Linked DNA regions of Homo sapiens: all the other regions are linked to region 3. Evidence: chromatin loops called from intact Hi-C (ENCODE). Cell type or tissue: chondrocyte. All regions are shown on one strand. Each heading gives the region's core, and the rest is flanking DNA. Links, peaks and the distances in the headings are about the cores only. Region 1 has its middle 79 kb from the start of LINC02154. Region 2 has its middle 99 kb from the start of LINC01203. Region 3 has its middle 44 kb from the start of LINC01203.

Region 1 (10,251 bases), core at 981-8,980, 150 kb before region 3:
GGAATAGAATTATTTCTACACGATTACGATGATAAAAGTTTCAACTTACTATGAAAACAAGAGTTCAAATAAAGTATTTTTTAAAAAGCCACCAGAAGGTGGTTTAAAAAGGCTTTATTCTCTTGAATAACAATGCTTGCCAGTTTGAATAAGATTAGCTTTTCTTTTTAAATCTAATCTAGAAAGCTTTTATAATTGATTTATAAATCATTTTTATATCTTTCATCAGTGGTCTGAAAAATCTTAATAAAGACTCTGTTGACGTTAGTAGATCCATCTCAAGAACTGTAAAGACTCTTTGTGTAAATACACACTGGGAAAAAAAATCTGAGTCCTGGTTTTTGACCACTTGTTTCTGGTCTGTGTGTGTGTGTGTGCCTTTCTCTTACATACAACCCAACCAAACACTTTCTTTTCAAAATATTATGATCATCACTATGTCTGTTGCACCAGAGGAATTTTCAGTATTCTAAAAATAACTTCAATTCTATAGAGTCAGAGTGTTTTTAGTTACAGATGCCCAGACAGTAGGGCTTCACATCAGATCCATCTTAAAATACCTTAAAAGACATAGAGAATAATGGAAACATGGAAAATGATTTGGAAATTAGGATAACTAACTCTGATTAAAATTAACTTTTATAATGGCCAAAGGATAAAATACTGGTGTTAATGATTAATCTGAGAGGCTTGAGAGAAACCTGATTTTTTTTCTCTTTCTTGTCTTCTGTTTGCTTCCTGCTGCCTTTTTCTCTGTAATATTTTGGCATCAGCTAGAACTGGTTTGAGCCCCATGCTTCTACCAGCCTTCATGAAAAATCCTAAGCCCAGGAGTAGGAAGCTAGGTAGACTCTAGGCAAAAGGCATGACTAAAGCAAGTTTTTCCCTTCTTGTTTTCTTTCTGGGTCACCTGCTTTTGATTTAAAATTTTTGTATAACTGGATTAAAAATTTTCCTCTTTCTCGTACATATATTGTGATAGATATAAGCAATTTGTTTTATTCCTATCTTCAACCACGGGAAATGAATTGTTTGAACCTGATTTATGTTGCTTATAAAAGGCACAATGAAGACTACTTACTGAATTCTAATAACTGCACAATCCTTACGAAAAGCTTGGTGGTAAGAATGAATATTCATGAGACCACCTAAGGAATGTAAAATCCATTGCTTACTACGGATATTCAGGGACTCCAGGTTAGGGGTGCATTGAAACTGAAAGTGTTAATTAGTCATTGCTGTTTAACAAACGATCTCCAGTTCTCAGGAGCTTATAGTCATGTTTCCACGCACAGGTCTATGGGTCAGCTGTGGTTTGGCTGGAATCATCCAGGATTAGGAGAGCTTGCCTCCAGGCTGCACATTGGTTTTAGGCCTGCTTCATGTGTTTCCTCACTCTCTCTGGACCAGCAGCTACTCAGGGTATATTCTCCTCACGGTGAATCACAGGAGCATAAGATGTCATGCCCAATCACACACCTGTGCCTCTTCAGCTTTAAAGTTCCAGTCAAGTTTGCAGAGTTTCCACTGGCTAAGCCCAAAGTCAAGGGGTGGGGACGCACTCTGTACTATTGCAATGCTAGGTCACACGGCAAAGGGAGGGAGAGAAGAATTAATAACAATAATCCATCTGCCACACTGACCAAATTTATCTGTGATTGATTTCCTCATTTGTAAAATGAAACAAAACACACACACACACGAACAAAAAAACTCTATCTCCTGGAGTTGTAAGGGTTAAAGAACTTAGAACAGTGCTTGGCACGCATGAAAAGGTTAATATGGTTACTACTATTGCTGTTGTTAACATTGTTGTTGTTTTTATTGTTTTGCTTCTGTCTTTGCCACAGAAAAGCTTAGAGACAAACTTTCTGCCCTCTTCTAGCAAGCACGTAGGGAAATGGTTTGCACACCAAATTTACCCCTATGCTTTGTCTTACTTTTTAATGTTATTTTCCTTCTTTGATTCTTTCCTAAATTATTTTTTTCATCCTGTTAATTGAATACACTGATGTAAGCAGTCTGTAAATGTTTCCCTATATTGTTAGTTGTAGTATGATGAATAAATAAACAAATGAGCCCTACTGGCTTGTTGCTTTTCTTTTTTATTTTATTTTTGAGACAGGGTCTTGCTCTGTTACCCAGGCTGAAGTGCAGTGGTACAATCACAGCTCACTGCAGCTTCGACCTCCCTGGCTCAAGCAATCCTACCATCTTAGCCTCCTGTGTAGCTGGGACCACAGGCATGCGCTACCACATCCAGCCAATTTTTAAAAAATTGTTTGTGGAAACAGGGTTTCACTGTATTGCCCAGGCGGGTCTCAAACTCCTGGGCTCAAGTGATTCTCCTGCCTCAGCCTCCCAAAGTGCCGGGATTACAGGCATGAGCCACTGCTTCCGGCCTCTTTTTTTCTCTAAACCTTGACTTCCCATGTGTTTGCCATCTCTGTCAATGCTGCAGTAGCCCTTCTTCCGTATTTACACTAGGCAAAATCGACTTTGTTGCTCTTGCTATCACCAAACGTCAGGTTATAAGTTTCTTTGTTTATTGCCTACTCCCCTGCTCTCAACTATGATTTTTACATGTCTCTTTTGTCATTGGCAAGTACAAAATAGGCATGCCATAAATATTTGAATGAAGGAATAAATAAATAAATCAGTGTGTTTGTAATTACTTCTACATGCATTCTAGCCTAGATTTTCTGTTGTGGTGTAGATATTAACAGCATGGATTGGCTGTAGGATCCCCCTTTCTTTCCACAACCTCTAGAGTCTAGTTCTGCCCCTTCCATTGCACTGAAACTGGGTTTGGTAAGGTCATTGAATACTGTCCTATTTGCAATCCAATGGTCTTTTCTCTGACATAACCACTTTGTAAGGTATGCCAGGGTCAATCACTGTTTTCTTCTTAAAATCTTTACTTCTGTAGCTTTTGTGACTCCAGCTTGTCACCTCTCTGGGCAGTAGTCTTTTACCTGCAGGTTAATTCACATCAGGGACACAAGAAATCAGATTCTCCCTGGGATAGGGGCACATGTCCTCTGATGATTCCTAGGGGCACTGCAAGCCGAACTTATTAAAAATTGAATTTACTTCTTCACCCTTTACCCCCAAACCGTCACTGGCTTCCTCATGCTGGTTAACTGCGTCAAAAGCCATCTCATTTTTAAGCTGTCCATCTTTTTATCATTCTTGATTCTTTATCCATGTCCCTCCCCACTCCTCTCTCAACTATAATCAGTCCCTAAAATATTGACTTTGTGTTTGTTTGTTTTCTCAAAGCATCCTCTTTCCTTCTCTCATAAAGTTGTCTTGGTCCAGGACCTCCAGATTCTTGACTTTACTTCAAGAACTTTCTAAGGCATCTCTCAGCCTCCAGCCTCTTCCCACTTCCAACTTACTTTTCACCCTACTGCATGATAATTCTTCTAAAATGCAGATCGGTAGCTTTCCTTTGCCTTCAGTGTGAAGTCCAAACCTTTTGGCATGGCATGCAAAACACTGCCTTTCTCTCCTCTTCCATGATCTCCCAACCTCCACCATGCATACTTTGCTAAACTTGAGCTACTTAGTGTTTCTTGCAATGGCCAGAGCATTCTCTTCTCTTCTCTCCTTTCTTCTCTCCTCTCCTTTCCTTCTCTTCTTCTCTTTCTCTCTCTCAACTTTTTATATCATAATCCTTAAGAATGCCCATTTCTCTTTCTTTGCCCTCTGGGATAATTTCTGCCCTTTCTCCAAGGCTCACTTCTAGAGTTCCCTCCACTGGGAAAGTCCTCTATCCTACTGCCTCTACTTACTCCGTGCTATTGAGTGTTCTTCCTTGGTGTTTCTATCACACCTTATAAGTAACCTCAATAACAGTTCCTTTCAGGTTTAGTAATAATTATTAATTTCTCCACTAGATTGTGAGATTCTTTAGAGTAGAAACTTTTTACATTATGTCTGCATTCATAGTAAATAAGTCTTAGCACATAGAAAACAGTAAAAATAAAAGTGTGGCATTGAGATAAATTGAATTGAGTTAATTAAAAACAGTATTCCTTCCAGCTCTCAATTCTGGAGGGTTACGTCAGTTTTCAGTTCATCAGAAATGGTCACTTCTTTGTTTAAATGGAAATTTAACAAAATAGTGTCTAGTTGATGTTGACCTGAATCAGAATATGAAAAGTGTTTTTTTTGTTTTTTGTTTTTTTTTTTTTTTACAGGTATTTTGGCTTGTGGTTGTAATTTGGCACCAAAATTGGTTTCAGTATGTTTAATGACATCCGAGTATGGAAACCACACTGTCATCTGGCATGGGACAATTGGGGCTAAGGTAGAAGCAGTTATACAAATGAGACCCTGATTTGTTCTCTTCTTCTCTCATCTTTCTTACTTCCATTGTCATAGGAGTTCTTTGTTCCTACCAGATTGAAATAGGAATGCTACTTTTTTTTTTTTTTTTTTCAAGTGGATGGTGTTAATATAGCTCTGGGGAAAAAACAGTGTCACAAAAAGCACTGGAAATGATCTCACCAACCAACCATCCATATGACCTGTATTCTGGGCTATGTTCCAGTAATGGAAATAAGTTTGCTTTGTTCCGGATGCATTTCCTCACCCAGGATCCTTTGTCAGCTCTCCTTCCCCATACATCCCACAGTGGTTATTACAGACTTATTGTTCTGGTGCTACTGCACCTCCAGAGTCACCCAGTGGCCAAGGGCACTGGCTTCAGGGGAAGTATAAACTCAGGTTTGCACCCAGTTGCTGCTCTACTCTCTAGTTGTTGATGAATGACTGAACCTCGGTCGTCAGTTTTCTCATTTATGAGATGTGGATAATAACACCAACTCCATCGGGCTAGGTGAAGCCAATCCTATAAAGTTCTTCATCCAGCCAGTACCCTGCACATAGTAATTCTGTACCATCCATTTCCATTTTATATATAAAAGTCATATAGTTTCAATCAGATCGTTAGCTCCCCAAATCCACTTACGAACTGTTACTTTCAGGAAGTTATTTCTACAGCTGAATATTTCATTTATAAACTGACTTCATCCTGAGGGATTATTCTTGTCATCTGCCACCTAGAACCCCCTTCTTAGTCTCCTAAGGCAGCTGTAACAAAGTACCACAGACTAGGTGGCTTAGGACAACACAAATTTATTCTCTCACAGTTCTCGAGGATAGACATCTGAAGTCAAGGTGTCCTCAGAGCCATGCTCCCTCTAATACTCTGGGTAGAATCCTTTTGTGCCTCTACATAGCGTCTAGTGGTGGCCATCAATTGTTGGCATTTATTGGTTCACAGCCCTATCACTCCAGTCTCTACCTCTGCCTTCACATGACCACCTCCTCCCCATGTGTCCCTGTCTTCACATGGCATTTTCTTCTTTTTGTGGGGGACACCAGTCATATCAGGTTAGGGCTTACTCTAATGACTTCATCTTAACTCGATTACATCTATAGAGACACTATTTCCAAATAAAGTCGCATTCACAGGTTATAACTTCAGTGCTTTTAGATTATCTTTTTGAAGACACAATTCAACCCATAAAACCATTTAATGAAGAACTTGCTATCCCCAGCTATAGGAAGGGGTAATGGGAGATGAGCTTCAGGGACTATTCATCTGTAGAGTCCAGCCCTCTCACCCAAGGTCAAGTTCCTTCTTGAGGTGACCCACATTCAATGACAGATTAATGCAGGGATATAGAGGCCTGGCCATCTCTCCAACCTAGCGTAACTTTGAAGGGCCCTTCCAACTCCAAAGCCCTGTGGTGTCAGTGGAGGCTATTATTGTGCTTGGGTTGCAGGTTGACTTCTCTCTCTGCCTAGTCCTGCTTCTGTCCCTAAACATTCACAGGTATTGATCCCAACAAATGCCCTTGTAATAATCTCTAGCTCAAAGTCTACTTCCTGGAGAGGCAACCTGTGACAGTACTTGAAAGGAGAGAGTGCCTCCTGAAACATTTTATTCACCAGGGTTGCTACTTCCTGGGCACATAGTAAACAATCAATAAATCCTAACTGGACTTATTGGGTCACATTTCTCTGAGTAATTGGGCAGAATTGAGTACGGAATTTATTTGATAGTTGCCTGAGACATGAATGAATCCCCATGTAGATTGAATCCATGATGCATCACACATTCAAATGGACCACCCTTCATTTAGCCCAAGCTCCTTGTTGTCACAACCACCAACAAGACATTCTCTGTAGTCTTATGTGGCATGACAGTCAGATGCTCTCCGTACCTGATAATAAGATAATCACTCAGCATGAATTCAATATAACTGACCATAGAAATAACCAACCTAAAGCAATGGTTTGGAAATTGATGACTAAGAAGTTGAGAAACATACGTATTTCAATTCAGGGACCAGGTGCGGGGTCAGGAAAACATGGGGGCCCAAACACATTGAAAGTTACTTGCTCTGGGCAGGTATTTTTATAACAGAACTTAGCAAAAGGGAGCCTAAAGGGGGAGAAAGTCATTATGTCTTTAACACTAACCAGTAGGGGCAGGTATCTTTGGGCCCTTGGCAAACTCATCCCTATAGAGAAAGTGGAAACATCAATGGCACTGGTTATTAGTTCCAGATGACTCTCCTTGCTTTTCCTTCTTGCACTTCCAGGGAGTACATTGTGGTAACAGCTGACATGAGGACTGTGATCTACTTGGCAGGAGTAGTTCTCAGTGTTAAATGAAAAAGTTGAGATTCTGCTGTATGAACCAGTCTACTGTATGTTTGGTTAGCTTGGATCATCCTGAGAAAGTACTCAATTATGGGTGCCCTATCCTAGTTAGACAGTACTTTGGAACATGGCTAGGTATATATAATCACTTGATCTAGAAGCCAGCTTCTCTCTTCAGCTGACATCTCTGCCTCCTCACTTTCTGTAACTGTATTTTGTTTTTATGGTCTACTGAAAATGAGCCAGAAAACCCAGGTGAACTGATCTTAACTACATTAATAAATATTTATATGTATCATTTATTCATTGAACAAATATTTGTTGAGAGTCTACTATGTGCCAGGAATTGTCATGTCCAAGGGGGTTGATATGGGTTGAATTGTGTCACCCCAAAATTTGTATATTGAAGTCCTTACCCCCGCTACCTCAGAATGTGACCTTATTTGGAAACAGGGTCATTGCAGATATCATTTGTTAAGATGAGGTCCTACTGGAGTAGAGTGGGCCCCTCATCCAATATAACTGGTATCCTTTTAACTTGATCTCAGACTTCTGGCCTTCAGAACTGTGAGATAATAAATTTCTGTTGTTTAAGCCACCCAGATTGTGGTAACTTGTTATGTAGCCCTAGCAAACCAATACAGGGATTCAATAGTGTTTACATTTGAAACCATTCCTGCCTTCATAAAGCTTACAGTCTTCGTATATGTATGTGTTTGTGTGAGTGTGCCCACATGTTCCAGCCAAGACCACCTGGAGACAGATGTGGTCAGTCAACCCATCTCCTATTCTATGTGAAACCCAGTATCCTTGTGGACATTTCTGCAAGTTCCTGGGAACTCGAGTGCTCCAGGCCACTTCTGGCCCTGCATTCTTGCTTCATCACAACTCCCGTCTCCCCATCTATGGCTGATCTCTTATCTCTGCTTTTCTCATCCAACCCAGGCACTGTTTTTTTTTCCCCTCAAGGTCTTCTCACGCACGGCTATTGTGTATATAGATGACTTCTCTGAAAGTTTGGAAAGATTAGAAAAAGGGATATTGTAATCACGTTAATTACTTAAAATTGAGGTAAAACATGCCATCTTCCTAAATATTTTAAGAGCTTCCCTGCACCGGGCAATTTCTCTTGGGGGAATGGTTTCCACAAGCCCGACTTGGCTGCCATTTTGACCTGGCATTTTCTCCCTCTTCACCTTCTGTTCTTTTCCAGCCCCAAATTTGCTGGTCAAGTTTTGTTATAAAATTTAGCTCTTTCTTTGTTTTTAAGTATTCTTATAGATAATGACTCATTTTTCAACCATATGAAAACGCTGATATTTGATCATCTTTGACCTGCAAAAATAATAACTTCATTTTAATTAATCCAAGATTTTTCTTAACAATGACAGCTTTCTTTCTGAGTGACAGCTGCTAAAATAACAATATATCTGAAGATATATGTAGGAACATATATCTTATATCCATGCACATGCATAGAAAATATAGTAAAAAGAAAAAAATGCAAGTAGCCCTAGAGGAATGGAAAAGGGTTTTCTTTCTTTTGCACGTTTCTTTATACTTTTCTATATTTTTCCACGTTCTACAATGAACATACACTGCTTTTTATTATCAGAAAAAGTGTTCCTGCTGGGCGCAGTGGTTCACGCCTGTAATCTCAGCACATTGGGAGGCCGAGGTGAGCGGATCACGAGGTCAGGAGATCGAGACCATCCTGGCTAACATGGTGAAACCCCGTCTCTACTTAAAAAATACAAAACAGAGCCAGGCGTGATGGCGGGCGCCTGTAATCCCAGCTACTCGGGAGGCTGAGGCAGGAGAATGGCGTGAACCCAGGAGGCGGAGCTTGCAGTGAGTCAAGATTGCACCACTGCACTCCAGCCTGGGCGACAGAGCAAGACTCCTTCTCAAAAAAAAAAAAAAAAAAAAAAAAAAAAGGTAAATTGTTCCTTTTTAAAGTAGTGCCTGTGCAACAATAACACCAATAAAACTAAGATATTTGCAAGTTGAGCTCTTCCAGTAGACTTTCCACACTGTTTGATGGATGTAACAGAGCTAGAGAGAAGTCAGTGTGGCAGAAATTGTCATAGCAGTGGGAAATCATCATATTTTTAAGAATGAACATTTATTAATATGGGCTTTGAATTTTGCTTTTAATGTTGTCTGATTAAAAATCTTAATTTTTTCTTGATTATAAGAGCCATACATGTAGTTCTTAAGTTAGTTAAAACTGTACACATGTAAAAAGTCAAAATTGGATGTCCCTCCCCCAATAATTCCCACCCCCATAACTTAAGGTAAAGCCTTCCCCATAATATGAGTTGTGCAATGTATACTACTTTACAATCTGGTTTGTTCACTTAAAATATATACCTTGGGTATCTTTCTCTGAAAGTATTTATAGATTTATAAACACATTTTATTTTTCCTTTGTGCCAGCTCTAAAGGAACGCAAAAATATGGTGGGATAAGAAAATGCATCACCAAATGGTCTTTCTCTCTCTCTCTCTTTCTCATCATATGATGTCATCAGCTGTATTGAACACAATTGAATTGGTGTTTTTTCTCAATCAGCCTACAAGGCCTCTGACCTGTCCCTAGACACTTTGATGTGAATGTGAGTGGAAGAGGAGGATGAAATCTTGGGACATTGAACCCAGTTGCTTGTGTTTCTGACATTTGCATTTTGCCTCATAAACACCTTGTATCACATGAACATATAAAACTTGAATTTATGTCTATTTAAATGTGGATTCTGTTCAGAGATACAAAGATCTAAGTTTAAAAAGATCAAGCAGGTGATTTCAAGCAAGTGCATTTTTATCTTGATGCACCAGATGACGATGGCATTCAAAAAATCTGTTTAGGTTTTAGTGAAAAGAGAGAGAAAGAAGATACAATTATTTCAAGTTTAAGGTAATTTGACCTTATTGAAGACATGGATGGTTTGTGGCCTTATGTAAAAATAACTTAAAATTTCCCCTAACTTTTGAACCAGTAATTCTACTGCATAGAAACTGGCCTAGGAAAATGCATTCAAGCTCATAACGAGCTTTGTACCCAAAGGCAAGCATTGCAGCACTATTAACGATAATAAATAAAAATAGAAATACCCCAATCATCTAATAAGAGAGAGGTGTTCAGTATCATGACAACCATACCTTAAACCATTACACAGACATTAAAAACAGCTATAAAGACCTGCAATAATTTGGGGAAATGTTTCTCCTTATTAGTAAGTGAGTGAAGCAGGATAAACGAGAATATGTGGACAGGGTGGTTCCAACAATGTAAAAAATATATGTGAACCAGAGAGGTAAAGGAAATACACCAATCATTAAAGTGGCTGATTCTGAGTGGTGATTGTTTCCTTCTTTCTACTTTTCTATATGCTCAAACTTTCTGGTGAGCATGTATTTCTTTAATAACAATAAGTTTTTTAAAAACATTGTTAAAAACTGTTGGGCACAGTGGCTAACACCTGTAATCCCTGCACTTTTGGAGGCCAAAGTAGGTGCATTATTTGAGGTCAGAAGTTCAAGAACAGCCTGGCCAACATGGTAAAACCCT
Region 2 (10,251 bases), core at 780-8,779, 55 kb after region 3:
ACAGCTCACTGCACAGCTCACTTCGCCTCCCTAAATCTAGTGATTCTCTAGCCTCAGCCTCCCGAGTGTCTGGGACTACAGGTGCATGCCACCATGCCTGGCTAATTTTTTTGATTTTTAGTAGAGATGAGGTATCACTACATTGCCCAGGCTGATTTTGAACTCCTGACCTCAAGCAATCCTTCCACCTTGGACTCCAGCAATCCACCCACCTCGGCCTCCCAAAGTGGTGGGATTACAGGCATGAGCCGCTGTACCTGGCCAGCTTTCTTTATCAAATGAAGAAACCTAAATACTGAGAAAATAAGTGAAGTGCTCATGGCACAGCTAGTGAGTGAAGAAGCATATTCCCTGGCTCCTAGAAATGTGCTGTTTTAGAAAATGGAATTTCTCTTTATGGATGATAAGTACAACCACTGAGACATGAAAGAGCAATGGAAGAAGTGTGTGTGTGTGTGTGTAAATCAATAACAGCACAAGGTTACATAAAATGAATAGTAAATAAGCGAAACAGCTCTCACCTATGGTGCATATTATGAGCCAGGCAAGTACTTTTTGTGTGTTTCTTCATTTAACACAAAACTCTACAAGTTAGATGCATTATTATCATCATTCCCAGATCACAGATGAAGAAAATTAAGATACTGAGAGTTTAAGTAACTTGCCAAAGCTCACACTTGCCAAGATCTGACTCCTGGATTTGTGCTCATAACCATCAAACTATACTGTCTGCAGGGGCCGGCCAGAGAAGTTCTAGAAGTGACAGATTACCCTTGGCTTTTGGCAGCAGGGGTCTTGAAGAAAGAACATGGGATTATGACTAATTAAGGACTAATTCTTCCTAGGGCCATCAAAGAACTCATTTGTGTCAGTTAGAATATTTTCCAGGGCAGAAACTAAATATCCAACTAAAAATGACTTAAACAACAGGGGTCTACTGAAAAATCTCACATAATAAGAGGTCTGGAGGCAGGAGGTTCCAGACTTGGTTAATTCAGCAGTTAAATGACTTCAAAGCAGCAGTGACTCACATATTCATTCTTTATTTTCCATCCAATTCCATCTTCTTTGTAGTTCTCTTGATCCTCTGTCATGGTCTTGCAATGGCCCCCCTCAGCTCCAAGTAGCAAATATCAGAAAAGGAGGGAGGAACTTTGTCCCAGAATCCCTTAGCAGGTATTCTCTTTGGTCCCATTGGCCACGAATGGGTCACCTGCTCTAGACACAGGGGAAGCTGGGAAAGTGAGTCTTTGGCATTCTCTGTCTCCAGCATGGGAGGCAGGTTCTGCTAGAAACAAAAAAGCGGAAGGATACTGGCAGTGGGAAGGCAACCAATCTTGATGCCATATAGCTTAAATCCCACGTTGAAGCCTTCTTCTTGGCTGTGCTGTTTGGAAAAGCCAGAACCCAACAGCTTTGCAAAGATAATCATGGGAAAATAATTCGAGATGATACTCAGGTTCTGGCCAGAGATGACACCATCCGATGATGTCATATTTCACAGCAGGATACCAGACAGGCCAGAAACCAGGACCTGAAGCAGTCAGTGCCTATTCTGAACAGAGAGGCACTACATTGACCATATTTGGGAGGCCTCAGAGAATGGCTTCCACATCCAGACCAGAGCCAGGACAACTGGGATTGCTGGGCTCAGCCATATTTGATGAGTGTTTATTCTACTTATGGCAGCGTATTAAGCATTTTGGGGAAGGGGTGATGCCGAGATATCAGATGTGCATCCTGACCTCGAGAAACAAATAAAAAATCTAATAATAAACATCAACTGAGCACTATCTGCCAAGTCTGTTTAAAGCAACTTACATATCTCTAGACACCTTAAATATACGTCAAATCTTCACAGTAACCCTATGAGATAGGTTATATTTATGATCCTTATTTACCAATATGGGAACTGAGGCCAGGAAGGAAACTGAGGCATGGAGAGTTTAAGCAATCTTGAGATTGTTACCCAAATATTTGCTGTAAGGACACACCACATAGGCGCTCCCAGGAGTGCTTAAAACATTTTCTCTAAATTTACGGTGATGAATTCGTCCCAGGTTGCTTGGGACTCTCCCAGTTTTAGCACCGAAGTCCATGTACTGGGACAACCCTCAGTCCTGGGCAAATAAGAATGGTTGGTCATCCTACAAATTATAGGCACACTCAATCTAGATTGCCCTGACAACCCAATTAATGGATAATGGAAAAGGAAAAGTTAGAGAGAGTTTTCCCTGCATAGTCAATTCCCATAACAAAAGCTCCTGTAGTCAGAATAAAAGAGTTTCCTTAAACATTGGGTTTTCTTGGAATCAAGAGATTATTCTACCCAAGGGGTAGAAGAAGAACTACCCAAGGGGTTCTTCTTACCCACTGCAATAAGAAAGACCATGGCGTGTAGTAGAGAGTTTAATAGACACAAAGCTGGGCACGCCACGTGGGATGCAGAGTTAGTACTCAAATCATTCTTTTCCAAAGCTTGTAGGTTAGGGATTTTTCTTTTTTTCTTCTTTTTTTTTTTTTCGAGACAGAGTCTTGCTCTGTCGCCCAGGCTGGAGTGCCGTGGCGCGATCTCAGCTCACTGCAAGCTCCGCCTCCTGGGTTCATGCCATTCTCCTGCCTCGGCCTCCCGAGTAGCTGGGACTACAGGCGCCTGCCACCACGCCCGGCTAATTTTTTGTATTTTTAGTAGAGATTTTTCAAAGGCAGTTTGAGGGAAAGGGTGGGGGTGGCCAGGTAAGGGATGCCTGCTGCTGATTACATGTTGAAATAATATTCCAGATATATTGGGTTAAATGAAATATTCTAGATATATTGGGTTAAATGAAAGATATTATTAAAATTAATTTTACCCATTTGTTTTACATCTTTTAATGTGGCTATTAAACAAATAAAATTACATGCATGGCCGGGCACACTGGCTCACGCCTGTAATCCCCGCACTTCGGGAGGCCAAGGCGGGTGGATCACCTGAGGTCAGGAGTTTGAGGCCAGCCTGGCCAACACGGTGAAACCCTGTCTCTACCAAAAATACAAAAATGTGTTGGCACACACCTGTAATCCCAGCTACTTGGGAGGCTGATGCAGGAGAAGCACTTGAACCCAGGGGGCAGAGGTTGCAGTGAGCCCAGATTGTGCCACCGCACTCCAGCCTGGGCAACAGAGCCAGACTGTCTTAAAAAAAAAAAAATTACATGTATGGCTCACAGTATATTTCATTGGACAGCACTCTTCTAAAAAGACACTTCTAGAGAGTATGTCTCTATTAAGAGGGTTTCTCTTTGTGTAATATTGTTTACAAAACCAAGTTAAACATTAATTAGTTAAAATTCTGTAAACCGTGAAAAGGCCTCAAGGAGATTTGCAAAGGGAATCTCCTTGTCTTGGAGGTGTTGTCTTGAAGCTGCTTAAGCAGAAATGCTGCCCAGAACACACTCATGCTTTCTTGTGACCAGTGGCTCTAGGCCAAACTACAGTACATGTAAAAATAACTCTGATGAGTTCATTGTTCTGAACTTAAAGTCAAATGGGCTGTTGGCTCTTTTCACATAGTTTGAATCTTTTATGACCAGAAGATGCAAAACACATTTTTAAAAGCAGTAACTAATGCAGTCCAAGTCATTTTTTTAAAAAAACTTTTGGGTATTGAGCAATTTGGGGCTCTCCAAGGATTGTAATGATTATATTTATATTTGTATAAATATTTTCAAAGTTCTTTACAGTTTTTCTTTAGTATTTCCACTTGAAAGTGACTACATATCCCCATGAGGTAATCTGAGCTGTTATTTTATGCACATTTTACAGATGAGACACTGTCCCAAGTCTTCTTAATTCTGTTTAGTGTTCTTTTGGCTACACCCAGTGTGATGGAGCCAGATCCTACCCACTCATGAGAGCCAATTGTGCATCTCTGCACAGCTCAGCAGTCACATTATGTTAGTAGCTTGAAATCATCCACAGTGTGAGCGTTTATACCATGAGAATTGGCAAAGGCTACATAGTCCGTTTATTTGTTTTGTTGTTTCCGTTGTTTATTTCTTGAGTACCAGTTACTAAACATTTAATGGCACACTGCTAGATACCTCCAAGAATGAGAAAACTTGGGGATTAAAAGACATTTGCTTAGTCTGTTTTGTGTTGCTATAACAGAATACCATAGACAGGGTAATTTATAATGAATAGAAATTTATTTGGCTCGTGGTTTGGTTCAGGAAGCTGGGAAGTCCAAGAGCATGGCATCAGCATTTGGCAAGGGACTTCGTGCTGCATCATCCCATGGGAGAAGGTGGAAGAGCAAAGGAGAACAAGAGCCACAGAGCAAGAGGGGGCCAAACTCACTTTAATAACAAACCAACTCTCAAGATAACTAAACCACTCCCATGATAATGACATTAATTCATTCACAAGGGCAGAGCCCTCATGACCTAATCATCTCTTATTAGGCCCCACCTCACAACACTTGCACTGAGGATTAAGTTTCCAATACACAAACTTTGAGGGACACATTCAAAACATAGCAGATGCATGTTACAAAACAGGAGCAGAAACACAAGTTCTCTGAGTTCAAGAACTGAATTCTGTAGATAGATTTTTTGGTTTTTTTTTTGAGATGGAGTTTCTCTCTTGTTACCTAGGCTGGAGTGCAGTGGTGCGATCTCGGCTCACTGCAACCTCTGCCTTCTGATTTCAAGCGATTCTCCCGCCTCAGCCTCCTGAGTTGTTGGGATTACAGGTGCCCGCCACCATGCCCAGCTAATTTTTGTATTTTTTTTTTAGTAGAGATGGGGTTTCACCATGTTGACCAGGCTGGTCTGGAACTGCTGACCTCGTGATCCGCCCGCCTCGGCCTCCCAAAGCTCTGGGATTACAGGCAAGAGCCACCGTGCCCGGCCAACAGATTTTTTTTTTAAATGAAAAGATCCATGGTATCTTCAGTTTGCATATTGCAAGAAAATGAGGATGCTACTTCTTTAACCTGACAAGGCAAGGCCCAAGCCACTTAAACCTAAGCCAGCAGCCAGCCCTCCTACAGAAGAAATGGAAATCACCTTCACTGCTCCAACACAATTGTATGCTCCTGTCTTTCAGTTGTTTCGGTGTCTCTCTCTATCCCTTTTTCTGTCTTTGTGTGTGTGCATCATACATACACAAATACACACACCACACATGATTTTTACTACCTAAGTTACTATAGCAGACAGCTAGAAATTCAAGAAACCAAGTAACGCCTTCATTCAAGGAAAGGTGGAATAATATACTTCATTTTCTTTTATGGAACAACAATCAAGCACTAAATTTACTGATGAAGGGGAAATCATTGAAACTGGAGAGGAAAGGGGATACTGGATGTGAAAAACATCTATATATACCTCAGATAAAATCACTTCAATCATCTCTGATTGTCTCATATCAAATCAAGCCATTTTTTTCCAATTACTTTATTATTCTCCAACAAGAGAGCTAGATTAGATAATCACATATGAATTTCAGATTGTGCTTGCTAACTGACGTTTGCCAATAGCAGTCACTTGAAAAGAGCTGCTCTAAGACAAACTATTCTAAATGAGTGGTTTGGCATGGGGGGGAGGTCGCTTTCTTTTAACTCATCCCTTCCCTCACCACACATCAATGAACTCAGTAAAATGTTTACCAGATGGCTCTATCTCTAAACTTTGGTTAATTTTCCTCAAATTCACATATTAGAGAGCCTGAAAATCAGATGGTGCTGAAAAAGGAACCAAGAACCAGAAGTCCCAAACTGTAGGACATCAGTCCCCAAGTCTAGCAGATCTCAGTCCATTAGGTCTCAAACTGTAGACCATTAAAGTATGGCTAAATGTTGTGCTTTATTACAATGTCATTATTTTAAAAAGAGCTAACATTGAAAAATTAGAAGTCTTTCAATAAAAATACAGATTTCTGGATTCTTTTGAGTAATCAGAAGCTGTCACAATGGGCAGATGCTCCATCAAAGCAACAATAGGTAGAGCTTCACTCATTTATGCTACTTTCTTGCCATGGACACATTTGAATTTGCACCCTACAATAGAACAACAACAAAAATGCATCTTAACACTCTAAACTGAGAAAAGGTAAAGGAATAAGTCACATCATGTGGTTTTTTTTATTCTCAAGACTTTCTCTATTTACCGGCTGTTGTTCCCAATGAAGTTTCTCAGGACTTAGGGAGCACTCTAATGCAGCCATGATACGGAATTACTGTTATGGGTTCACTGCTTCTATCTGCCCTTCTGGAATCAAAAGGTTATGCAAGCCAAAAGCTTTCTCATCACTCCTTTGGTGGCAACACCTGATGTGAACTGATGGGAGGATATTTACTGTTTTTATTTTTCTTACTTAGTGTGAAAATTCATGCATGAAGCTAGAGAAATATTAATGTGTTTGACTCTATGGTGTTGCACCTGATCCTGCCAGTGGTGTTTGGTAATAGGCATAGGCACCATATTATCTTTCAAAAATCCCCTAAATCCTGCTGTCTGAGCACATGCAGCCCTGAAGGTTTCTAACAGAGGCCTTGGCAATCGTATATATAAATATACATACTTGCTCCCCATGCCAGGGAAAACGTGCATATTCTAAGGTGCATAACCAAACAGTGCTTTCACTTAGGAAATACTAAATGAGCGTTTGCTATTAAAGCTATTTGCTAATAACACTGTTTCCAATCCTTAAAACGTTCATGAATGGAGAACATGAGGAAGAAATGTAAAAAAAAAAAAATGACAATATTGTGGACTATGGCAGCAGGAACAAAGGAGGCAGAGAGCATGGTACAGCTAACTCACCTCAGGACTCTAGAGTAGATGTTCAGAAGAGATGCTTGGAATCCGGAAAAGAAAGTCCAGCTTCTTCCCAAGTTTGTAAATAGAGGTACAGAAGAGAGGCAGCAGCAGCCCCTGACTATGGTGTTGAAAGCTGAGGCTCCATTTGTCTCCCACCACAGGGAAAGTGTACCACGATTTGTTCAGAAGGAATTTCTGAAGGCAAGCTGTCCTCTGTGGGACACTGTGTGTGCTCTCAACTTGGGTGTCCTCCCTTCTTTCTTTGTGCTGTGCTGGAGGGAGGTGCCTTGCGGCAATCTGTGAACCTTCAAAAATCAAAACTCCCCAAAACCCAATGTCTACCCCCACAAACACCAAACTGGAAGGCCCAAAGCTGCCCTTGGTCTGTCCCCAGGTTGTTAGGGCTGCTTTGTGGTTAAAATAGGGCAGGGGGACTAGTAGGTCAAAGAGAGAAAATGTCTTGGAGGCAATAATATGCAGTTATGTTAGTCTTCATCAGCCAAAACTCTGAAGGACAGTGTGTAAGCGCACAATTATTCTTAAACAAAGCAAAGACTCATTATTTGTCTTCCTAGATTTCCTTAGTTCTGTCTTTGTGTGTTGCATCTCTATCATACACATACAAATACACACACCATTTTTACTACACAGGTTACCATAGCAGAGAATTAGACATTCAAGAAACCAAATAACCTCTTGAGGCCTCCTGTAAAGCAGATGCTACCTTGTGGGGCCTGGGTCTAACTAACCTTCTCCCAGGGGATAAATCAGGCATTTATAAACATTAACTCTTTCTGATCACCAGTGGCATCTTTGACGGTTCTACCATGTATGAAATAGTGACCTAATGAAGAGGAAAGAGTTACAGAGCCTCCTCTGGCTCTCTCTACTTCCTCCTAGGTGGTGCTTCAGGTGCCAGGGAAAATGTGCATATTCTAAGGTGCATAACCAAATTCCCATGTCAGAAAAAACAAGTGTCATTCACATTACAAAAGATACAGAACCAACCTGTGTCCATTAACAGATGATTGGATAAAAAAAGTGTGATATATATACACAATGGTATACTATTCAGCCATTTAAAAAGGAGTAAAATGATATCTTTTGAAGCAACGTAAATGGAATTGGAGGCCATTATCTTAAGTGAAACAAGTCAGATACAGAAAGACAAATATTGCATATTCTCACTCATAAGTGGGAGTTTAAAAATGTGTACACATGAACATAGAGAGTGGAATGGTAGACATTGGAGACTCAGAAGGGTGAGGGGATGGGAGTTGGTGGATGATGAGAAATTACTTAATTGGTACAATCTACATTATTCCAGTGATGGATACCCTAACATCCATCTGACATAGCCACTATGCAATCTGTGCATGTAACAAAGTTGCCCTTGTGTCCCATAAATTTATACAAATAAAAAATAAAATAAAAGGCAAATCTAAGCATGCTTTCTTTAAAAAGAAAAAAACAAATGGGTATCTGTAGTCCTGTGAAAAGTGTAATAGAGTAACAGGTTGCCCCCACGGGGAGGGCAATCTGTCCCCTCTGGCTGGTCCCCTCTACAGTCAGTGCCCTGGGAAATAGGCACCCCTTTCTGGCAGTGGCATTGGCAGAGCAACTACACTCTCCAATTTCTTATCAGCAGCCTTCCTCCTACACTATGGATATTCTTTGCCAGCCTTGCAAGGTGTAATGACCAGCTGTATTAAAAGGAAAGGATTTATGGTACAAACTGTTGTTAAGAAGAATTATCCCAAATGGAAAAAAAGCAGATTGGCTATTGCATGCCTTAACAAAGTCATACTAGAGCATTGCCTGATAAGTTCCCCCTCAGGATCAGCTGATGCTCTAGGGAGAGGTAGCTTTTTGGTTGACATACTACTTACTATTGATTAGAATCTGTCAGGAAAAATGGGAAAGACTTTGAAATGGACAAAGAAAGATTTCTGGATGTACTGTCTAGCTTATTCTTCCAGGCTATATGTGCCTTTCATTGTCTTTGAACTACTTTACAACTCTGCGCATTGTAGAAAACTGATAATAATCCAAATTACGCTTGTTCATGGAAATGCAAATAAAACTGTCCAGGCAATTTAATTGATCATTGCCTTATGGATATTGATATGTTTTGCATCAGTTTATATATTCATCTCAGTATTCCTGGTTACCAGTATATCTTTGTGTTCTTTAAATTCTCCTTTGAACTTCTTACGACATCTAATTTATTCCCTCACTAGTTAATTAGTTTATTTTGTATTTGTTCAAAAGTCATGGTTTTACCCTTAAAAAATTATCCTTTAACAGGCCCAAAGATTGTGTAAAGTTAGATATTAATTTTTAGAAGACAGACAAAATGCAAATATGATTTCTATTGGGTATAAATGATAACCCCAAAGGCTACAGTTTTATTCCCCTGTAGGAAGTGGTTAATCAATTTTGTATTTTAATTTGCAATCTTATTCCAGTGTTCTCTTTTAGATGAAGATATGTAGTCATTCATTTATTCATTTACCATTTCCTTTTGTCCTTGAACCTGTTGGTTCCCTCACTAGGGAATTAAATACATCTCTGACACATATTTGTTAAATATTTATATGAGACCATGTTTTTAACTTTTTTGAAAACTGTACTTGACGTTGTATAGCATTTGGCAAGCAATTCGAAGTGTGAACTAAAAAAACAAGTGTTACTTTAAAGCCTGACCGTAAGATTTCACTCCAGAGACAGCGCAATTTAAGCTAACCCCTAAGTAGGCATAATTGGCTATTAAGCAAAAGTCTCTGGGAATAAAAGTCAAAATGGTTTGGGATAAGATGATAAGATAAATTACTCAGGATGTTTAAAGCTTCGGGGTGCCTACAAGCTGAGAGGAAAAAGAAAGTCATCTAGAAATTCTTGAGAGAGGGCCCAGAAACATAGCAGGAGGCTAGAAGTGGGGTAAAGTGCTGGTTGGTGATGGCTCCTTGGTGCCAAGTAGAGGATAGGAGTTTTAAGGATGAGGTGTTCTAATATTACATTTTAAGTTGTTTGCTCTACTGGTCTGTGATGTAACCAACACACACACACACACACACACACACACACACACACACACACACAGCCATTGCCTATAGCATTCAGTAAAATCTATTATAAACAGATCCTTGACTTGGGAGCACTTGGATGGGGAAGGGAACAGGACCACTGAATTCAGAAATGAGTAGTCATGAACAGGGATGAATAACAGAGGGAGGTCAAGGATTCAGCAGAGGCCTAAGCACCAGAAAGGAGGGATGCTGGGCTTCCAAAATTATGTGGGCATTTTCACTTCAACCATACGATGCAAGCTGAAAGATTAGCAGACTTCCTCATGTTGACACTAGGGTTGTTCATGCAAATAGCATTGTTTCAGAACCAAATGTGTGGGAAAACTTTAAGAGTTCCACCCCACTGCACCAAAGGACTG
Region 3 (10,251 bases), core at 1,142-9,141:
AAAATAAAAGCTTCCCCTGTTAGTTAAGGTCAGGGAAGCAGAGGCGTTTCTCAGAAAAAATGTAGCTTCTTTGGCATTATGAGCCTGAAAAAAACTCTTCAAGCCCAACTGCGAATGAGTCAGCAGAGTTTTCTAGAACAGCCAAGGAGAGAATGCTTTCCTTAGGAGACTATTTATTTGGTTGCTACATAATACTGTAGATTAATTAGGAGTAAGAATGAGTGAAACTATTTGGAAAAAGTGATAGCAGCTTGAAAGCTTCACCCACCCCTGACCTAATGGAGGAGGAAACATTACAGTTCTGGGTAGTTCATTATTTTGAGGGGGTGGAAGAAAGTGATATCAACCAAAGTATTCTTATAAAATCTTTGAGTATTGACCCAGATATCACCCTTATAAAGTCAAGATTATAGAACAAATGAATTGGTTCAACATTTAAATAAACCCTTGATATTTAAAGGTATCAAATATGCCCAATGTGACTCCCAATATGTTAATAATAAAAAAAAAAGATCGAGAGCAAAATCTAGCCAAAATAGAAATTAATATGGCTTAGAAACGTCTTTCCTCATTTTCTAAATGTTTCCATATCTGGCAAAATGACCAGAGTGGAGGGTGAATGCTTTCAGCATGCTCAAAATTCAAACTCCAAGTTTAAGTGATTACTTAAGAGGCTTTAGTCTCTGAAATCCACCTGTCCTCACATGACATCATTAAATGTTTGCCTCTTAGGCTATTTCTTCTCTCTTCTTGGTCATCAATTGCTCCAGCTAAACTGGATCATTCCTATCAGCATACATACACCAGCATGTATTTATCACCAGGTTAAAACAAATATCAACTCATGGTTAACTTCATTTCATTCATACCCTTCCCTCTGAACTATTTTGGTTTTTTGCTTGTTTGTTTGTTTTTGTTTTGTTTTGTTTTGAGACAGGATCTTGCTTTGTTGCCCAGGCTGGAATGCAGTGGCATGAACCTGGCTAACTGCAGCCTCAGCCTCCCAGGTTCAAGCGATCCTCCTGCCTCAGCCACCCAAGTAGCTGGGACCACAGGCATGCACCACCATACCTGGCTAATTTTTGTATTTTTTTGTAGAGACAGGGTTTCACCATGTTGCCCAGGCTGATCTCCAACTCCTGGGCTCAAGCGATCCCCCTGCCTCAGCCTCCCAAAGTGCTGGGATTACAGGCATGAGCCACTGTGCCCAGCCCCTCTGAGTTATTTTGAATTACTTTCCAGACATTGGATTGTTCTATTCATAAATAGTTAAGCATTTATCTCTAAAAATGAAGAAGATTTTTGAAAACGTAACCATAACACAATTATCCCACTTAAAAATATTAGCAGCTTTAGTTTAACAATGTTCGTAAAGAAATTCTATTACTTACGGAGAACTAGAAAAAGTACTAGAAGCTGACCAGAGACAAAACAAAGAGCACTGGTTCTTTTCTTTGGGCATCTGCTGAAAGAACATCACATGCCCACCTAAATAGGGTACGCCTCTCTGTATTCTATCATTAGGAGCAGCAGGACATCTGGGGATGAGAAGATGGAGAGATCATCCTTATATAATGTTGCAGTCTGGAAGCATCACTCTCAAAAAGGTAAGTTTTTAGGTTATTTTTAGTTTGGTTTACAATTAAAAAAAATCCTTCATTGAACTCTGACTCTGCAGATTCTAGAAAATAGAATATTGTGGGCAAGACTGGCTTCAGAAGTTTTATGGCTTAATAGAAAAAGAAGGTGGGCAGACCTGGTAAAAATCTTTGCAGGGTCATGCATGCCTCCCACGTCAAGTATTTGCCACTCTTATTATTATTTTTTTTTCCAGACAGGGTCCCGCTCTGTTGCCCAGGCTGGAGTGCAGTGGTGCGATCTCCGCTCACTGTAACCTCCACCTCCCAGGCCCAAGTGATCCTCCTAACTCAGCTTCCTGAGTAGCTGTGACCACAGGCATGTGCCATCATGCCCGGCTAATTTTTTGTATTTTTGGTAAAGATGGGGTTTTGCCACATTCCCTAGGCTGATCTCAAACTCCTGAGCTCAGGCAATCCACCCGCCTCAGCCTCCCGAAGTGCTGGGATTACAGGCATGAGCCACCATGCTCGGCCACTCTCATTTTTTTTAAACCAAAGAAATCAATCTTAAATCAATTTTGCACTTGATTTATGCACATCAATTTTGTTTGCTTCTTAAAGAGTATATGATTAGCTGTACAAGAGACTATAGGTTAAGAAAATCCTTAGTCTTGAGAAAAGCACTGAAGAGGAAGAAAAAGACACCAGGCCCCAAGACATCCACCAAAAATAGATCCAACTTACATTGTCTGGCAGGGCAAACAATCCCATCACAATCACATGCCAGCCCCTATATTCTGGCTGGTCCCCAGAATTTAGTCAAGATCAAAGTAAAATTTTTTGGTTTCTGGGGTGAGCCTTCATCCAGGTCAAAATATTCTGGAAGAAGGCTTGCCTGGCACCTGGAATTCCACACCCTTGAGCTCTCCTTTTCACGGAACAGCATTCGTCAGATTTACTGACAGCATAGCAGTGGCATAATTAACAAATAATCCAGTTTTCAGCTTCCCTGGCCTCCACCTGCTAGATACCAGGAGCACCTCCACTCCCACAGAAGTTGTGTCAACCAAAATGTCTCCAGATATTGCCAGATGTCCCCTGGAGGGCAAAATCAACCCTGGTTGACCACCACTGCAATAGTATTATTTGTATCAAATATATGAAACATAAAGATTGCTAAGGGAAATAAAGTAGACTATTTTAGATATCCAGTCTTAAAGGAAACCACTACTATCATCATTGGCCAAAAAAAGAAAAAAAAAAGAACAGTGCTAATAATTAGACATAAAATAATAAATGAAAACTATCATTGCTTTGAAATATTCCCTGGAGGAAATGAAACATCTGTGTAAATTTTATCCTTTCACGTGTGAAGATGACTGGGATAGCAGGTGTGGTAAAAGACATTGTTCCAAAGCCTGTTCTGTGGTTTGCTGATGAGAATATTCCCTGGCTTGGGCTACAGCTGCCATGTGCAGTCTCTCTATTGACAGTCTTTCTCAACCACTCCCGAAAATCCCCACATTGTTTGAACTCAAGTTTTGTAATTACAGAGATGTGGTTCTCAGAGCCAAAAATGAAGCTGCCTGGCTGGAGCAGCAGGATATAGAATAGGCCCTTGGGACTGGGAGATTATAACTTTTGTGGTTTCAAGTACTCATAAATGTGGTGGAGAGGGGTTTTGGAGTTGATCCACAACTCGTCAGAGGCCCTGCTATTTTTTCTACCCACAGCCATTGTAGAGAATCCAAGCCGAGTTTAAGAGTGCTGTGGAAATACACTGCTGCTACTGCTGTTTCTATTACTGTTTGATGCTGGGACTCTTATGCTCCAACCACGTTTTCACCCAGCTGAGTCGCCTTCGTATCACGCCTTTCCAGTGAGTAAGATCATCTAGATAGATTCTCCAAAAGAAATAACCCAGTAAGGGAGGGGCAACCAGCATGACCACAATGCTAGTTGTTGTGTGCGAATGGTAAACAGAATGAAATTATGAATGTGTGTGCGGGTCATTATATGCATGCAGACACATACATATGCATATGTAGTATAAATCTCCATAAATGCCTAAGGTGATGGCAGTGATGAGGGGCAGTTAAAAATGTTAAGCACAAATTGGAGCTGAGACACTGATCAGAGAAAAATTATCTGTAATACTGAGAAAGAGCCATCTGTCATGGCTGGAGGCTCAAGCAGAGAAGGGATAAGTGGAGAGGCCCCAGGAACAGATGGAGAGGCTTGAACCCCCACACAGAGCAGAGCGTCCAACAGCTGGGACTGATTAATCCAGACGGCCGACTATTACGTCATGTGTTGGATTACAACCAAATGAGTGGCTAAAAGCTCCTAGCAAGTTCAGGCCAACACGAAGTCGCTTCACAGATGGCATCCACCTTGGAATTCCGTGAGGGATGAAGACACTGCTCAGTCCTGCCTCATTGTCCTCTGTGGAAAGAGCAAGAGGAATGAGGATAGGCCTTTCCCACCCCTTTATTCTTCTTTATTCTCAGGGTAAATGGAAGTAGAGAAGGAGAGTAAGTGAGATTTTAAAGAAGCTTTTTGACCTGTGTCTTTGTTCTCTCCTTGCTCTCTAAATTACATGATAGAGGGAATAATAAGGAACTTTAATGTATGAAGTTCAGTCCAGTAAATTGATCCCATAGCCCAGCATGTGATAAACAGTTTCTGAATATTAACTTGATCTACTCGTGCTTCTTAGTAATCCCACAAACACTTTAAACAACATTTCAGAAGCACAGGTAATCCCACAAGCATTTCAGCAACATTTCAACTCAACACCTGTCCCCTCTCCAATGTTCCCTTCAAGTCAGAAACCTAACTTTGGGTACCCAACTCTACCGTCAATCAGTCACTGGGGCCTTATGGAATCAATGGAGTCTTGTAGATTCCATCTCCTTAGCATTGCTTGAAACGATCTTGACTTCTCTATTCTCATTGCTATTGCCTTAATTCTGACCTTCAGTAAGTCCTGCCTGGACCGTTACAATAGTTTCTTCTAAGCTATCTTCTGGTTTCTTTGCTCCAGTGCATTCTTTTCTTTTTTTTTTTTCTGCTGACACCCAGCACTTTATTAGTGGGGAAACTCGCCTTGGTCTGGCAGAGACTGGGATGGACAGGACCGGCGCCCATCTCGAGGGGGTATTTTCTGGAAGATCAGGTGTTCCTCCCTTGTAGGTTTAGAGGAAACACCCTCATAGATGAAAACCCCCCAGAGAGCAGCACTGCAACTGCCAAGCAGCCGGGGTAGGAGGGGCGCCCTAGGCACAGCTGGGCCCTTGAGACAGCAGGGCTTCGATGTCAGGCTCGATGTCAATGGTCTGGAAGCGGCGGCTGTACCTGCGTAGGGGCACACCGTCAGGGCCCACCAGGAACTTCTCAAAGTTCTAGGCAACATCGTTGCGACACACCGGAGACCAGGTGATGAGCTTGGGGTCGGTCATAAGCGCAGTGGCGTCGTCGCTGGGGGCTGGCAGGGCCTCCCGCAGGAAGGCAAAGAGAGTGTGCGCCCCCGCACCGTTCACCTCGCCCTTCTCGAAGAGCATGAAGTTGGGCTCGAACCCACCACCAGGTCGGACGTACTTGAGGGAATTCAGAATCTCTTCGTTCTTGGCGTTCTCCTGATGCCCAAACTGGTTGCACGGGAAGCCGAGCACCACCAGGCCCCGGGGTCCGAGGCGCCGCTGCAGCTCGTTCATCTGGGTGTAGTCCCGGACCGTGGAGCCTCAGAGGGACGCCACATTCTCTATAAGTAGTACCTTGCACCGCAGGGAGCCCAGGCTCACAGGCTCCCCGCCGGCCAGCGGGCGCGCCGAGAAGGCATACACCGACTGGGCCGCCGCCGCCGCTGGCCGAGCAGCACACATGGCGCAATTGTCCAAGAAGCCAGCGGAGCGCCCCGAACAAGCACTGTCTCCAGTGCATTCTTTTCACAGGGTCGGAGCCATGGGAAAACTTCCTCTTTGCCCTCTGAAGGTTCTCTGAAAATCACTGACAAGAGACAGATTAGATTAATAGGAGAAAACGCATACAAATTTATTTGAGATCATAGTTTTACGTGACAAGGGAACCTTTAGAATGAAGACCCAAAGATACAGAGCAAACTGGCCATTTTTATGCTTAGGTTCAACAAAGTGTGGACAGCTGTGCAGAAATATGATTGGACAAAAATGTTGTGATCTAAAGCTAATGGACTGAGTGTGGAAACCCAACAAGGCCTGTCTGTCTAGATTCTTCTTGGCCTCTCTGAGCAGCGTTCCTTCCTTCTGGGTGTAAGGCAAGACCCTCTCTGGAGTGGGGGTGTTATGACCTACAGTCAAACAAGGTATGTCAGGGAATTTCGTTATGGCCAGTATTTACACAGAAAGCTGGGAGGGAAAGTTAGAGTAATGTTTTTAGGTTTTATGGCTGGCTTTGGGGAACAAGGTTTCTGGTTTCTAGAACCTGCCTTGGGGAAGGATTCTAGCTTCTGTTGCTCCTCTGGGGAGAATGGGACTGAGACAGGAGGGCAGGGGAAGGTCAGAGAACAACATTTGCTTCTAAACCTGCTTCTGGAGCTTTTTTTGGGGGGTATTGTTATCCGAGTCCCCACAATAGCCTCCAGAATAGCCTTCTTAAAACTGAAATCTGTTCTTGCGCCACTGCTCTCCAGCCCAGCCTGGGCGACAGAGCGAGACTCCGTCTCAAAAAAAAAAAAAAAAAAAAAAAAACTGAAATCTTTTCATATTATTTTCCTGCTTACCACTCTTGTATGGCTGCCCATTCTCAAAGGTTTTTAGACATATTTTTGTCTTGACAGAATATAGATGAAATTCATCAGAGCAACACAATTCTATATACGTAGTCAGATTTTCATGAAACTCTAATTTTTTTTTTCAGAGAAATAAAGTTCATCACAGTGAGTCAAGATGCCTCATTCCAAGCTATGGTGTAAATTTCATAGACTAAGAAATGTGCAAGTTTCCTTTTTGCTAAGTATGACACATCACCTCTCTCTCACAAAGGGATATATGTTGTTACTAATGTAAACTCATTAGTTTTGATCAATGTTTTGTGAACTCAAAAGTATCTGAGACAGCTCTCAATCAATTTAGAAAGTTTATTTTGTGAAGGTTAAGGACATGCCCGTGACACAGCCTCAGGAGGTCCAGATTACATGTGCACAAGGTGGTCAGGGTACAGCTTGCCTTTATACATTTTAGGGAGACATAATACATCAGTCAATACATGTAAGGTTTACATTGTTTCGATCTGGAAGGGTGGGGCAACTCGAAGCAGGAGTCGGGCTTCCAGGTCATAGGTAGATTTAAACATTTTCTGATTGGCAATTGGTTGAAAGAGTTATTATCAGTAGAAAGAATTGTTTGGGTTATGATAAGTGGTTGTGGAGGCCAAGGTTTTATCATGCAGATGAAGCCTCCAGGTAGCAGGCTTCAGAGAAATAGACTGTAAATGTGTTTTTATTGGACTTAAGGTCTGTGTTGATATTAATGCTGGAGGGGTATAATGAGGCTTGTCCAACCCCCTCCTCCATCATGGCCTGAACTAGTTTTTCAGGTTAACTCTGGAATGCCCTTGGCCAAAAGGAGGGGTTCATTTAGATGGTTGAGGGGCTTTAGAATTTTATTTTTGGTTCACAGGATCATGGTTATATAAGATGTTAACATTAGGAGATGCTGGGTAAAAGGTATATGGGAACCTTCTGTACTGCCTTTGCAACTCTTCTATAAATCTAAAATAATTTCAAAATGTTACTATTAACTATACTCGAGGTTATTTATGTCTATTTTATCTGAATAATGGGAATATCATCTAATGGTGTGCTAATACCTCTTTCCCCAACTCCACATTCAGTGATGGCTAGTTGGTGGTTTCACATCAGACAATGTGGGAGTATTTACACCCTGGCAAGTGGTACGTGCAATAAACATTTATCAGCATACTGAGGCAGCCAGATGTGACTTTCTCTGCCTGAATATGAAAAGGTATCAATACATATGGGTTGCCAAAAGTGCAAGGGAGAAGAGAAGACAGCAACTGTGAAAACAAGCTCCCCTCTTTCTCTGTAAAGGCTGCAAATCTGCTTATGAGTGTTTCAGAGTCACTGGGCAACCCAGGTCACAGGCATATAGCAGAGATCACTATGCTGCTCCGGGCCCCTAGGAAGGCAGGGTGTGGAGCCTATCATTTCAGATTCTGAAAACTTTGAGGGATGCGAGAAGAGACTATGGAAGCCAAACAGGAATCTTCTCATAATTTTAGCCATGATGAGTATATTGAGAAACATTCAAAATATTTAAAATTTGGCATCAGGAGTCAGGGCCTATCAGTTCTACATAGCATCTACAAGCATAACATTTTCCATCATGGTTTTCTGTCTGTTAAAAGTCATGTTATTATTCTGTGCCAAAATCATTCAATTTAGTATATGAAGAAAAAAGGAATACTTCCGGGGACCACACACCCAACAGAGTGGGATGCTGAAAAGATTCACCATCCAGATCTTTCATAGTAGAGGTGATCAGCATTGAGGGTACAGTTTGATCTTTTTTTTTTTTTTTTTTTTTTTTTTTTTTTTCAGATAGAGTCTCGCTCTGTTGTCCAGGCTGGAGTGCAGTGGCATGATCTTGGCTCACTGAAACCTCTGCCTCCCAGGTTCAGGCGATTCTCCTGCTTCAGCCTCACGAGTAGCTGGGACTGCAGGCCCACCAAGCCTGGCTAGTTTTTGTATTATTAGTAGAGACGGGGTTTCACCATGTTGGCCAGGCTAGGCTCGAACTCCTGGCCTCAAGTGCTGGGATTACAGGTGTGAGCCACCACACCCAGTCCTACAGTTTGATCATTTTTAAGGTGCAAATTCTATTCAACTTCCCATATACATGGGGTTTCACACTGGGACGGTGAGGCAGGGGATCAGAGGTGGGGTTAAGTATTGAAATCAGCATATAAGGCAAGAATAGTTGATAATCAACACTACTCTCTAAAACTCCTTAAATCAGTGGTGCTACAGAGATAGTACACTGCTAGAGGCAATTTAGAATATTTTGTTGTGTGTTTTTGGTTAGCATAGCCAAGGGAGGGGGTACCTTAGATATTCATGAGCCACAGCTGGGGATTTTAAGCAACCGTCATTGGTCATAAAGTCCAGAGAAAAGAAGGATCCTCTCCGGTCCTTCAGCACTTCTGAATGCCCTGCTAGACCTGCATTGTGTGTGAAAACCTGCTCAAGATTATCTGAGGATAGATGCTCACAGCATTTTACAAATAAACACAAAAGTATTTTTAGCAATCTTAATAAACCCTGAATTTTTCTGGAAATCAACTACTGTATGAATCAAAAGTTTGTATTTTGCTCTGTATGGAACTTTTAGCACAAATCATTCATTGTTGTGGAAAATCCTGACACCACCAGTTCTCAATATAACACACCTGAATCTACTGGCATTTGTAACTATTGCATTCTTAGTTTTCCTACAACTATTTATTATTAAAGGGGAGTACTGTTCTGATAAGGTTGGAAATCACTGCCTTGAATTTCTGTAAATCACTGAAATCTATGCTGCTTGAAACCAATGTGTAGGGACCAAGGGAAAACTTCCCCTTTGCCCTCTGAAGGTTTGCTGAAAAATCAACTGACAAAAGGCAGATTAATAGGACAAAAGGCATACAATTTATTAACGTGCATGAGAGTCCTACAAAATAGGAGATCTCAAAGAAATGGCCAGATAATTAATTGATGCTTTTATACCATCTTGAGGTTACAGAATGAATGGGGACTTGGGAGATTGCAAAGCACGCTATGTTGGCAAAACAGGTTATAGGAGAAGGAGGAGAGGAGGCCTGGCTGGCAAAGGTGGTCTTGTTAACACAGAAAAGACCTCACAGGTAGCAGCTCTCAGAGAGAATAGATGGTAAATGTTTCTTTCAGACCTTTAAAGGTGTCGGACTGTCAGTTCATCTTTCCTAGATCCGGACAAGGCAGAGCTAAGAGAAAACCTGGCTGCATCAGTGCAGATTTTCTCTACAGATGCAAATCTCTCCCCACAAAAGACAGCTTTGCAGGGCTGCTTCTGTTTGCAGGCGCCCTGAACAGCCATCTCAAAATATGTCAAAGAAATATATTTAGGGGTGAAATATTTTGGTTTTCTTTAAAGTCAACAATGAAATTTGTTATTTTTTTCACTTTACATTCAGGTTGTTGTCGCCTTTCCCAGGGACACCAGAGGTCCTGGCTTTGCTTAAAGACAAGGCTTCTCAACCTCAGAACTAATTAACATTTGGGGAAAATGCACAGTGCATATTGCTAAACCCTCTACAGTGCACAGGACAGTACCAGCCCCCACCCCAACATGGGGTATATCCGTGGCCTCTACCCACTAGATTCGAGCAGCAACCTCCCCACAAGTTGTGACAACCAGTGTTAAAAGAAACTTTATACGAATTAAATTTAATAGAGTTTAACTGAGTAAAGAACAATTCTAAAATCAGGCAGCCCACAGAACCACAATAGGTTCAGACCTGAAGGTCTGCCACATGGTTGGATAACATTTACAGATAGAAAAAGGAAAGTGACAGAAAACGGAAGTGAGGTACAGAAACTGCTGGATTGGTTTTATAGCACCGTGTTTGCCTTATTTGAACAGGGTTTGAACAG

What was found. Hi-C counts contacts between places; a loop is a spot of excess contacts. Peaks named below come from ENCODE experiments on the same cell type or tissue, not always from the same donor. Only the 100,000 strongest peaks of a DNase experiment are listed, where the experiment ranks them.
Region 1: it touches region 3 in a loop (2.8-fold over the local background); 2 of 110 quality-filtered maps call a loop at or near these places.
Region 2: a loop joins it to region 3, with 2.6 times the contacts of the local background. A loop is called at or near these places in 5 of 110 quality-filtered maps.

The regions. Positions count from the first base shown.
Region 1 is chrX:13,219,793-13,230,043 of GRCh38, forward strand. No RefSeq gene overlaps it. Among named protein-coding and RNA genes, the nearest start is that of LINC02154, 79 kb to the right of the region's middle. In chondrocyte, for the core only: a CTCF peak has its summit at 4,655; no DNase peak of the experiment used is centred there.
Region 2 is chrX:13,429,110-13,439,360 of GRCh38, forward strand. No RefSeq gene overlaps it. Among named protein-coding and RNA genes, the nearest start is that of LINC01203, 99 kb to the left of the region's middle. In chondrocyte, for the core only: no CTCF peak of the experiment used is centred there; no DNase peak of the experiment used is centred there.
Region 3 is chrX:13,373,877-13,384,127 of GRCh38, forward strand. It overlaps the pseudogene GPX1P1. Among named protein-coding and RNA genes, the nearest start is that of LINC01203, 44 kb to the left of the region's middle. In chondrocyte, for the core only: no CTCF peak of the experiment used is centred there; DNase peaks (open chromatin) are centred at 5,105 and 5,442.